2 separate regions of the Homo sapiens genome follow, and region 1 is linked to region 2. Evidence: read pairs that join two places in POLR2A ChIA-PET (ENCODE). Cell type or tissue: HCT116. All regions are shown on one strand. Links, peaks and the distances in the headings refer to the core of each region. The heading gives the core; the rest is flanking DNA. Region 1 overlaps CCM2 (CCM2 scaffold protein). Region 2 overlaps LOC105375259 (a long non-coding RNA gene).

What was found. Peaks named below come from ENCODE experiments on the same cell type or tissue, not always from the same donor. Only the 100,000 strongest peaks of a DNase experiment are listed, where the experiment ranks them.
Region 1: POLR2A ChIA-PET joins it to region 2 with 5 read pairs; 2 of 35 experiments call an interaction of 5 or more read pairs at or near these places.

Annotation. Positions count from the first base shown.
Region 1 is chr7:45,066,024-45,071,394 of GRCh38, reverse strand. It overlaps CCM2 (CCM2 scaffold protein), which reads right to left. Exons shown (of 10, transcript NM_031443.4): 5 at 2,816-2,952; 6 at 1,434-1,569. Among named protein-coding and RNA genes, the nearest start is that of NACAD, 20 kb to the left of the region's middle. In HCT116, for the core only: CTCF peaks have their summits at 1,589 and 1,791; a DNase peak (open chromatin) is centred at 2,714; H3K27ac peaks cover 803 bases.
Region 2 is chr7:44,790,672-44,796,042 of GRCh38, reverse strand. It overlaps LOC105375259 (a long non-coding RNA gene), which reads left to right. Exons shown (of 2, transcript XR_007060300.1): 2 at 619-927. Among named protein-coding and RNA genes, the nearest start is that of PPIA, 3.3 kb to the left of the region's middle. In HCT116, for the core only: no CTCF peak of the experiment used is centred there; no DNase peak of the experiment used is centred there; H3K4me3 peaks cover 553 bases; H3K27ac peaks cover 319 bases.

The DNA.
Region 1 (5,371 bases), core at 57-5,056, 280 kb before region 2:
AGCAACCCCCAGTAGTGGTGTTACATGATGTGTTTACTTTATGAAAATTCATTCAACTGTACATGTATGACTTGTGTACTTCTCAGTAAAAAAAAAATTATTAAAGAAAAAAAGGCCCTTTGGGAATTTTAAAGCACAAGGGCCAAACCAGTCGCACTAAAACTGAATGTTTAATTACAGCTCGATAAATCATCTGCTACTCATATGGTACATTCCTCTGGATAAGCTGTTGACTTCTAAGCCTCCACTTCCCCATCTCTAAAATGGGGATGAAGATTGCACCTATCTCGCTGGGCCACCGAGGACTAAATGAGATAGAGAGGATGCCTGAGAGCTCAGCAGCTGTCTCTCTGCAGCTGCTGGGCCAACACAAGGCGTGTAGTGCCCACAAAGGGCTCTGGCACCAGCAGCAAGAAAGGGAAGAAGGAGGCACTGAGGAGCAGCCCTCACACCAGCACAGGCTTCTCCACCATTTACTCTCTTCACTGAGATGTGCGAGTTACTGGGGAAAGGGCAGAGGGCTGGGACTTATCTCCGTAAAAAGAAGAAATTGTACTCAACAAGCCGCACTGTTTCCAACAGCCTTTTTTTTTTTCTTGGTATTTTTTAGTAGAGACAGGGTTTCTCCATGTTGGTCAGGCTGGTCTTGAACTCCCGACCTCAGGTGATCCGCCCGCCTCAGCCTCCCAAAGTGCTGGGATTACAGGCATGAGCCACCACACCCAGCCTCCAACAGCTTTTTATGCACCTCAATTTATATAACCCATTAATCCTCAATAAGTAATACATCTGAAAAACAGATGATGTTTTTGAAGACTTAACTCAAGTGAGCTTGCTGATGAAGTGTTTTCAATGGACTAACAGACTCCTGAAAATGCTGTGTGGGCCATGCAGGAAGAGACAGCTCTGGGGTACCTTCCATTCTTCCCCATCTGCCACTGCTCCACCACTGCCAGCTGGCCTCCCAGGGCAGCCTGAGCAGCTTCCCATGGGTCTGGCCATGGTCCTGGAAGGAGTTTCACATTAAGAGCAGCCATAGTCTGGGCATACTGAAAAGGAGGCTCCCCAGACCCACTCTCAGCCTCCCCAATTCCATCACAGGCCCCAGTGCTAGGAGCCTTCTCCAAGCTCTTTGTTCCGAGTTAAGTGAAGTGACTTTAGCCACAAGTGGTTCCAAAAAAGTGTTCACAGACCCCAAATTTATTCCAGGAAGCCATAGCGCTGACCTGGTGCAACTCTCTCAAGGACAGGTGACACTTCTGCCTTCATGAAACCCTATGGGCTAATGTGAACAGCAAAGTCTGGAAACAAAAGGCCACCATGTCACGGCAGTAACTGCGCTATTCCAGGAGTAACTCATGGGGAGCTGGGGGCCACTGCAGTAGCCCCTCCTGTCCCTGCTCCCACCCGCTGCCCACTCTCACTCAACATACCGCTGTGCAGGGACAGGTGGTGGGTCGGGGTAGAGGCCCCATCAAATATCGCTCTGTCCAGAAAGTCGATGGTGGACTCCGTGTAAACAACCTGGAAGACCTGGCCTAGCAGACAGCAAAGCTCCTCCGCAGCGACCTGCAGTGGGGGACAGCAGCTGCTCGGTCAGTCTGGCTGGAGACTGCGCCTTCCCAGGCGGCTTCCAGGATACCTGGGGCAGCCCAGATGCTCAATAAACATGAATGAAGAGTGGATACCAGAATGTGTCCCTCTGCCTTTCACTGACCCAAAGGGGTGTCAAAAGAGAGACCCAGCCAACTGCCCCAGGACTCTATCTAGGACTGCCATGTGGCCCAGGGGTGGTATTGCAAGTGTGAGGGGACTGTGCAGGGCACAAGTGTTAGCTGCCAGTCCAACGTCTTCTTTCCATTAACCTGACCTATCAACACCCTCACAACCCTATCCCAGCCCAGGAAAGAGGTGAGAGGAGATACCATCAGTATCACAGCCCACCTGGAGGCATTTCTAACAGCTATAAAACAGTTTTATAACAGTGTGCTGTCTAAAGCAGAGGCTCTCAACTGGGGCAATTTTTGTACCCCTCCCAGGGGACATGTAGCAATATCTGGAGACATTTTCAGCTGTCACAAGGGGAGAAGCTGGGATGCTGCTCAACACCCTACAGTGCACAGGGCAGCCTCCCACAATGGAAAATTATCCGGCTAAAAATGACAGTAGCACCAACACTGAGAAATGCTCATTAGAGGATATTTAAGGTGGGTGGTCACTAGCATCCATTTTACAGATATGGAAATTAAACAAAGGTGTTAAGTGACTGCCAAGGCCCCACAGCTATTGGGTGGCTGAGGGGGCCCCAAATCCTAGCCTACAAGGGCCCAGCCCTTGGCTCTTCCAGGTTGTGAGGAATCTGCAAGCACAGTCCTTAACACCAGGCAGGTCTAGGATGCACAGGTGACCGCCGCTGCCCGCCCATCAGCGTGGGGGCACCTTGAAGAATGATAAGCAAAAAGCTCAGTGGCCAGGTGGTCTCAGAGAAGTTGCTGGGGGTTGGAGGTAGGAGGGTCAGAAGGCACAGGGGTGGGAACCGGTGGGGAGCCTGGGCCTGGGGCAGGACCTGGGATGCAGTCATGCGCAGAGGAGCTGTGGGCAGGGCCAGGATGGGGGCAATGCCTGGGGCAGGGTTGAGCAGAGAGAGGTGGGGCTGGGTGGAGACTAGGGTGAGGCAGGGACAGGCAATGGCAGAGGAAGTAGCTGGGGCACCCAGCAGTGCCCAGCACTGTGCTGGGTGTGGCCAGGGTGGGGCTGGCCATGAGCAGGGTCTGGGAGGAGCCAGTTCTGAGTAAGTGGGGCGAGAAAGTCTCACCTTGCTCTCTGCAGCCAGGATGACCAGGCAGCATGCCTCCACGGGCCCAACTGCACTCTCCGACAGGGAGCCTGCACTGAGGCCTCTGGAACTTTCCGCACACAGACTCTGGCTGGGGGAGATCCCTGGGTCCTGGGCTGAGAAGTCAACACCATCTCAGTTTAGCACAGTGGAAGGGCAGGCATGGGGGCACTTGAGGAAACAGCTGAGGCCGCCATGGAAACAGGCTGAGAGGACCTTTACCTGGCTCAGGCACCCACAGAACGACTCAGGTGAAGGGCCTGCACCAGACACACTTCGCTTCTCTAAATAAGGGTGGGAACACGCGACCCCTGAGCTCCAAGGGCACCAGAGCTGCATGTCATCCTGCAGTTTCACACGCTTCAAGTTCATATACAACAGACCACATATACAACCCTGAGAACAGTCACCTCCAGGAGGTTTCCATGTGTTCTGGGGAGTTCCCTTCTTACAGATGGGTAAACTGAGGCATGGGAAAGTGAAAGGCCTGGCCTGAGGGCGTGTGAGTTGCACTGTCCACATGGCAATCTAGACGGTCAGACCCCAGTGCCCTTGTTTCTAACATCCTACCCATTGCCTCCCTAGACAAATGAGGTTCTCCTGAAATACATGGAGTAACTCAGTGGTTTTCCTGATGGCAGAAGTGAGGCCAATCCCCAGGAAGCAGGGCTCTCACCATCAGTTCGGACCACCCTGGGAGGACTTCAAGACTGAAAACAAAACCTAGAAGTGCCACTAGTGCCAGGGTGTCAGAGGGCAGGCCAGCCTCAGGAGGGAGAAGAAGGCCGTCCCAGGCCACATGCAAAGTTAGCGCATGCACAGAGACAAGGGCTCCATAAGAAACTGTACCTCAAACCCCACAGTGAGACTCCTGGGGCTGCTCTGTCCCTATGGCAGCCACTGGCCACAGGACTACTGAGTATGCAAAATGTGATGAGCCCACATTGAAATGTGTGAGTGCAAACTATACACAGGGTTTCAGAGGTAGGCAAAGAAAGAATGCTATGTAGCTCAACGATTTTTATATTGATTATATACTGATGTAATAATGTTTTGGGTACGGAGGGGTAAATAAAATATATTATTGAAAATAATTGGCCAGGCGCAGTGGCTCATGGCTGTAATCCCAGCACATTGGGAGGCCAAGGCGGGTGGATCACCTGAGGTCAGGAGTTCAAGACCAGCCTGGCCAACATGGTGAAACCCCATCTCTACTAAAAATACAAAAAAATTAGCTGGGCGTGGTGGCTCATGCCTGTAATCCCAGCTACTCGGGGGGCGGAGATTGCAGTGAACCAAGACCACACCATTGCACTCTAGCCTGGGCAACAAGCACCAAACTTGTCTCAAAAAAAAAAAAAGGCGGGCACAGTGGCTCATGCCTGTAATCCCAGCACTTTGGGAGGCCAAGGTGGCGGATCACAAGGTCAGGAGATCAAGATCATCCTGGCTAACACGGTGAAATACTATCTCTACTAAAAATACAAAAAATTAGCCAGGCGTGGTGGCAGGAGCCTGTAGTCCCAGCTACTCAGGAGGCTGAGGCAGGAGAATGGCGTGAACCTGGGAGGCAGAGCTTGCAGTGAGCTGAGATCACGGCACTACACTCCAGCCTGGGCAACACAGCGAGACTCCGTCTCAAAAAAAAAAAAAAAAATTTACTGGTTTCCCTTTACTTTTTTTCTTTTTTTGGTATGAGTTTGGTAAGAAATCTCTACCTTTTAAACATTTTTAAATGTTGGCTCCCTGGTGTGTGCCTGTGGTAGTTCTCAAGGAAGCAGGGTGGGCAGCCTAAGGATGCGGGCAGCGAGTTGTGTGCCTCTCCTATATCATCCAGGAAGTGCTACCACGGGTGCACGGGTGACCCTGCCCCATCTGGCACCAACTCAAGTCATCACCCTCCAAGCAGCTCCTGCCACATGGACCCTATTGCAGCTAGACCTGGCCCCCAACTTCCCCACTCCTGTGCTATCCCAAATACCAGCGTACTTTTGGTCCAAAGAGGCACAGAGACTTGCTTGCACATAGCAGGCACCAAGTAAACGTTAGCTATTCACCTGCTAGTCTCTTATGCTGAGAACTCTGGATGCCTAATCCTAAATACAGCATGGCGGCCCAGTGCAGTGGCTCATGCCCATAGTCCCAACACTTTGGGAGGCTAAGGCAGGAGGATCGCTTGAGGCCAGGAGTTCAAGACCAGCGTGGGCAACATAGAGAGACTTCATCCTTACAAAAATTTTTAAAATATTTTAAAAATTAAAAAATAAACACAGCACACCTTATGTAACACAGGGGACACACAACTGCTCCGGTGCATCCACAAAAACAAGGAAGATGGCCCCCAGGACACAGGGATTCACTCTCTTCCTTTAAATCAAAAGTTCTCTCAAAGACCAGAAGTCCTGTTTTTCATCTAATTTTGGAAAGTTTCTCCTATGGCGCTCATTCTCTCTCCATTAAAAAAAATCTGTCATCCATTTCCTTTAGCAATGTGTTCTAATAATTAAAGCTGAGAAACTGTCATGCAGCAGAAGA
Region 2 (5,371 bases), core at 254-5,253:
TGAGAGATTATGAAATGCTTTCAAAATGCTCTACTTTCCGAAAATATCTTACACTCTGCTTGAATCTTCTTCAGGAGGAAGCCATTAAAACAGGAGCCTGGCCAGGCTCTTACCTGTGAAGATGCATTATGCACATTTTGCCCTCTTACTCTTTTTGAATCTCTGCTCCTGGTCTTTCCCTGCCCCCGCCCCGCCCAGCTCCTACCGCCCCCGCCTCGGGGCTGAATTGTGCTTTGATTTTTGGGTGAAAGATAAGTCACAATTTAAAAGCGAATTTCTTCAGGCAAAGACATTAATAATACTTTAATTAAAATGCACTTGTAGGCCAGGCGCGGTGGCTCATACCTGGCGCTTTAGGAGGCGCGGAGGCCAAGGCCGGGGAGGATCGCTTCATCTTAGGAGTTCGACACCGGCCACCAGCCTGGGCATCTTAGAGAGACGCCGTCTCTACAAAAAAATAAATAAAAATAAAAATTAGCTGGGCGTCGAGGCGCTCGCTACTCAGGAGGCTGGGCGGGGAGGATTGCTTGAGCCCGGAGGTCGAGGCTGTAGTGGGCGGTGATCGCATCACTGCATTCCAGCCGGGACGACAGAGTGTGACCCTCTCTCAAAAAATAGGCCGGGTGCGGTGGATCACGCCTGTAATTCCAGCACTTTGGGAGGCCGAGGCGGGAGGATCACCTGAGGTCAGGAGTTCAAGACCAGCCTGGACAACATGGTGAAACCCCATCTCTACGAAAAATACAAAATTAGCTGGGCATGGTGGTGCGCACCTGTAGTCCCAGCTACCCCCTCGGGAGGCTGAGGCAGGAGAATCGCTGGAACCCAGGAGGTGGAGGTTGCAGCGAGCAGAGATGGCGCCACTGCACTCCAGCCTGAGAGACAGAGACTCCGTCTCAAATAAATAAACAAAAATATAAAATAAAATGCACTTATGTGACTGGTGTTTTGTTAAGAAAACCTTACAAGGGAATTCATATATCCTGGGCTGTCACTTAAGTTGCAATATTAAGGATATTATTTAATGTTTCTTTTTGTTTTTTTGAGACAAGGTCTCACTCTCACCTAGGCTGGAAGTGCAGTGGTGTGTTATCGGCTCACTGCAACCTCCCCTTCCCGTGCTCGAGCAAGCGTCCCACCTTAGCCTCCCAAGTAGCTGGGACTACAGGCATGCACCCACACCCAGCTCATTTTGTGTGTGTGTGTTTTGTAAAGATGGGGTTTCGCCACATCGCCCAGGCTGGTCTCAAACTCCTGGACTCAAGCGATCCACCCGCCTCAGCCTCCCAAAAGTGCTGGGATTATAGGCGTGAGCTGCTGCACCTGGACGTTGTTTAATGTTTCTAAAACTCAGTTTCTTCATCTGCACAACCAGGATAGGGTTGTGGTGAGACAAAAATGATAATTCATCTGATAGATGAAGTACAGTTTCTGGCCTCTTGCCATTGTTAATAACCATGAGCCAACGTGTTAGGAATTTATTTATTTGAGATAGGGTCTCACTCTGTTGGTTAGTCTGGAGTGCAGTGGTGCAATCCTAGCTCACTGTAACCTCGAACTCTTGGACTGAAGCATTCCTCCCTCCTCAACCTCCCAAATGTCTGGGACTAAAGGCACAAGCCACTGTGCCAGCTAATTTAAATTTTTTTAACAGAAACTGGTTCTGGCTGTGTTATCAGGGCTGGTCTCAAACTCCAGGGCTTAAAGGATTCTCCCACCTTGGCCTCCCAAAGTTCTAGCATTACAGGTGAACCGCCATGCTCAGCCTGTGTTGGAAATTTAGACTATGTTGTTTTGTTCTCATCACCATCCCATTATCCCCATTTTACAGATGCGTAAAGTAAAGCTCTGGCTTCTTGTTCAGAGTAATCGCTTATGAGTGTTAGCAAAGCCAAACTGGAAACTGCTTTTTTCCCCCCCACTCCACATCACTTCTTGCTTTGTGATCTTAAGAAAGCCACTTGTCCTCATCTGACACTGAAAAAAAATGCCCAAGGCCTTCAGGCATAAATTCTTACCATTTCTCTCTCCATCCTAAAACGTAGAGCAGTTAGGAACTCCTCCAAAGAAGTAAATGAATGAGGCCGGGTGAGGTGGCTCATGCCTGTAATCCTAGCACTTTGGGAGGCAGAGGCGGGTGGATAATTTGAGGTCAGGAGTTCAAGACCAGCTTGGACAACATAGTGAAACCCTATCTCTACTAAAAATACAAAAATTAACTGGGCAGGGCTGGGCATGGTGGCTCACACTGTAATTGCAGCACTTCGGGAGGCCGAGGTAAGTGGGTCACTTGAGGCCAGGAGTTCAAGACTAGCCTGGCCAACACAGGGAAAACCCATCTCTACTAAAAAGTACAAAAATTAGGGCTGGGCACAGTGGCTCACGCCTGTAATCCCAGCACTTTGGGAGACTGAGGTGAGTGGATCATGAGGTCAGGAGTTCAAGACCAGCCTGACAAATATGGTGAAACCCCGTCTCTACTAAAAATACAAAAGTTAGCCGGGCATGGTGGTGCGCATCTGTAATCCCAGCTACTCAGGAAGCTGAGGCAGGAGAATCACTTAAGCTTGGGAGACGGAGGTTGCAGTGAGCTGAGATCACACCACTGCACTCCAGTCTGGGGGATGGGGTGAGATTCCATCTCAAAAAAAAAAAAGTAAATGAATGCATGAATGAATAATAAATAGGCTGGGCGTGGTGGCTCACGCCTGTAATGCCAGTGCTTTGGGAGGCCAAGGCAGGAGGATCGGTTGAGCCCAGGAGTTCAACACCAGCCTGGGCAACAGAGGGAAACCCTGCTTCTACAAAAAAATATGTATTTTCTTTTATTTTTTATTTTTATTTGTTTGAGACAGAGTTTCGCTCTTGACGGAGTGCAATGGCTTGATCTCGGCTCACTGCAACCTCCGCCTCCTGGGTTCAAGCAATTCTCCTGCCTCAGCCTTACAAGTAGCTGGGATTACAGGCATGCGCCATCACTCCCGGCTAATTTTGTATTTTTAGTAGAGATGGGGTTTCTCGTGTTGGTCAGGCTGGTCTTAAGCTCCCAACCTCAGGTGATCCACCCACTTCGGCCTCCCAAAGTGCTGGGATTACAGGTGTGAGCCACCATGCCCGGCCTATTTTATTTTTATTTATTTATTTATTTATTTATTTATTTATTTTTTGAGACAGAGTGAGTTTTACTCTTGAAGCCCAGGCTGGAGGTCAATGAATGGCGTGATCTTGGCTCACTGCAACCTCCACGTCCTGGCTTCAAGCAATTCTCCTGCCTCAGCCTCCCAAGTAGCTGGGATTACAGGCATGCACCACCATGCCCAGCTAATTTTATATTTTTAGTAGAGATGGGATTCATCATGTTGGTCAGGCTGGTCTCGAACTCCTGACCTCAGGTGATCCGCCTGCCTCAGCCTCCCAAAGTGCTGGGATTACAGGCATGAACCACTGTGCCCGGTCAAAACATTTTTAAAAATAAAAATTAGCCAAGCACGGTGGTGCATACCTATAGTCCCAGCTACTCGGGAGGCTGAGATGGGAGGATCACTTGAGCCCAGGAGGTTGAGGCTGCAGTGAGCCATGATGGTGCCACTACACTCCAGCCTGGGTAACAGAGCAAGACCCTGTCTCAAAAATAAAAATAAAAATAAAAATAAATACATCCGGCTGGGTACAGTGGCTCATACCTGTAATCCCAGAACTTTGGGAGGCCGAGGCAGGTGGATCACTTGAGGTCAGGAGTTCAAGACCAGCCTGGCCAACATGGCGAAACCCCGTCTCTACTAAAAATACAAATATTAGCCTGGTATGGTGGTGGGCTCCTGTAGTCCCAGCTGCTCAGGAGGCTAAGGCAGGGGAATCGCTTGAACCTGGGAGGTGGAGGTTGTAGTGAGCCAAGATCGAGCCACTGCACTCCAGCGTGGGTGACAGACTGAGACTTCGTCTCAAAACAAATAAATGAATACATCCTTGTGACTTGTCCTCCCTCTCGCTACTATTTGAAGTCCTGCCTTTTTGTCACCGTCAGCATTGTCACAGCAAAGTCCTAGTTCTTGTCATTTCATCTACACAGGCATGGGGTATGTACACTCAAGAATACAAATGTTCATGTTTTGTTTGTTAAGTGGGGAGCTGATATTCTGGGGGTTCCTTTTCTGACATTATCTGTTGAGTGGGACTGTCTAACTGTGGAAAATATCAGCAGACACAGAACCTCAGGAATGTGGAGCTGTCCATGCCTTATTTGGATGAATCAGACCAAAAGCAAATCCAGCTGAACTCAACAGTGCCCTGTTCTGGCTAGATGGAGGTGTTCCATGCCAGCAAGCAGAACTCTGAAACTCAACTGTAGCTCCTGATCATATAGCATCTTATAAACAAATGCTTATCTCAAAAATGTGCCTGAGCAAGAGAGAAGGTAACCAGGGAAAAAATTAGGGTATTCAAAATTATGAAAACAGACGACTTTGGGTAGTAACTTGTCTTCTCTGTGCCTCTTGCCCAAGGCCTAGCTTGGTGCCTCTGCTCTCCAGGCTGAATGGAAACCGCTTCTGCTGAGACCATCAGTGACCTCTCAGCCCACAAACCCAGGTGCTTTTTGCAGGTCTGACACTGCCTGCATCAGACAGGTTTCATCACCTCCTTGATTGGAAAGCTTCCTTTCCTTGATGGCTTTGACTTTTCTCTCATGTTTCCTTTACCATTTCCCCTTTAGCTTTTTCACAAATTTCTCCTCTGTCAGAATTAAGCATTTGATCTTGTTTTGTTTCCTTACATACCCTCCAAGATGAACCTCATCCTTTCCCATGACTCAAATTCTCAGATGATTCTAAACCAAGTTCTCAGTCAGGCACAGTGGCTCACACCTGTAATCCCAGCACTTTGGGAGGCCAAGGCAGTCGGATCACCTGAGGTCAGGAGTTCAAGACCAGCCTGGCCAACATGGTGAAACTCCATCTCTACTAAGAATACAAAAATTAGCTGGGTGGTGGTGTGCACCTGTATTCCCAGCTACTCGGGAGGTTGAGGCACGAGAATCTCTTAAACCTGGAAGGTTGAGGTTGCAGTGAGCCAAGATCGAGCCACTGCACTCCAGCCTGGGCAACATAGCAGAACTTTCTCAAAACAAACAAACAAAGAAAAAAAACCAACCAAGTTTTCTAGCAAGCAGTAGAAAACTTCATCAATACTGGCTTAGACAGGAGTTTATTTGTCTCATACAATAAAAAATCCAGAGGCAAAGAGCAACTCAAAGGTGCTCTTAGTAGAATGGACCTACTAAGTGGTGATCAGAAGTCAGAAAAGCAATGTGGAATAACAAATTCAAATAGGTATCACATTATTAGCCCTAAGAGTTATGCAGGCCCTGAAGTAT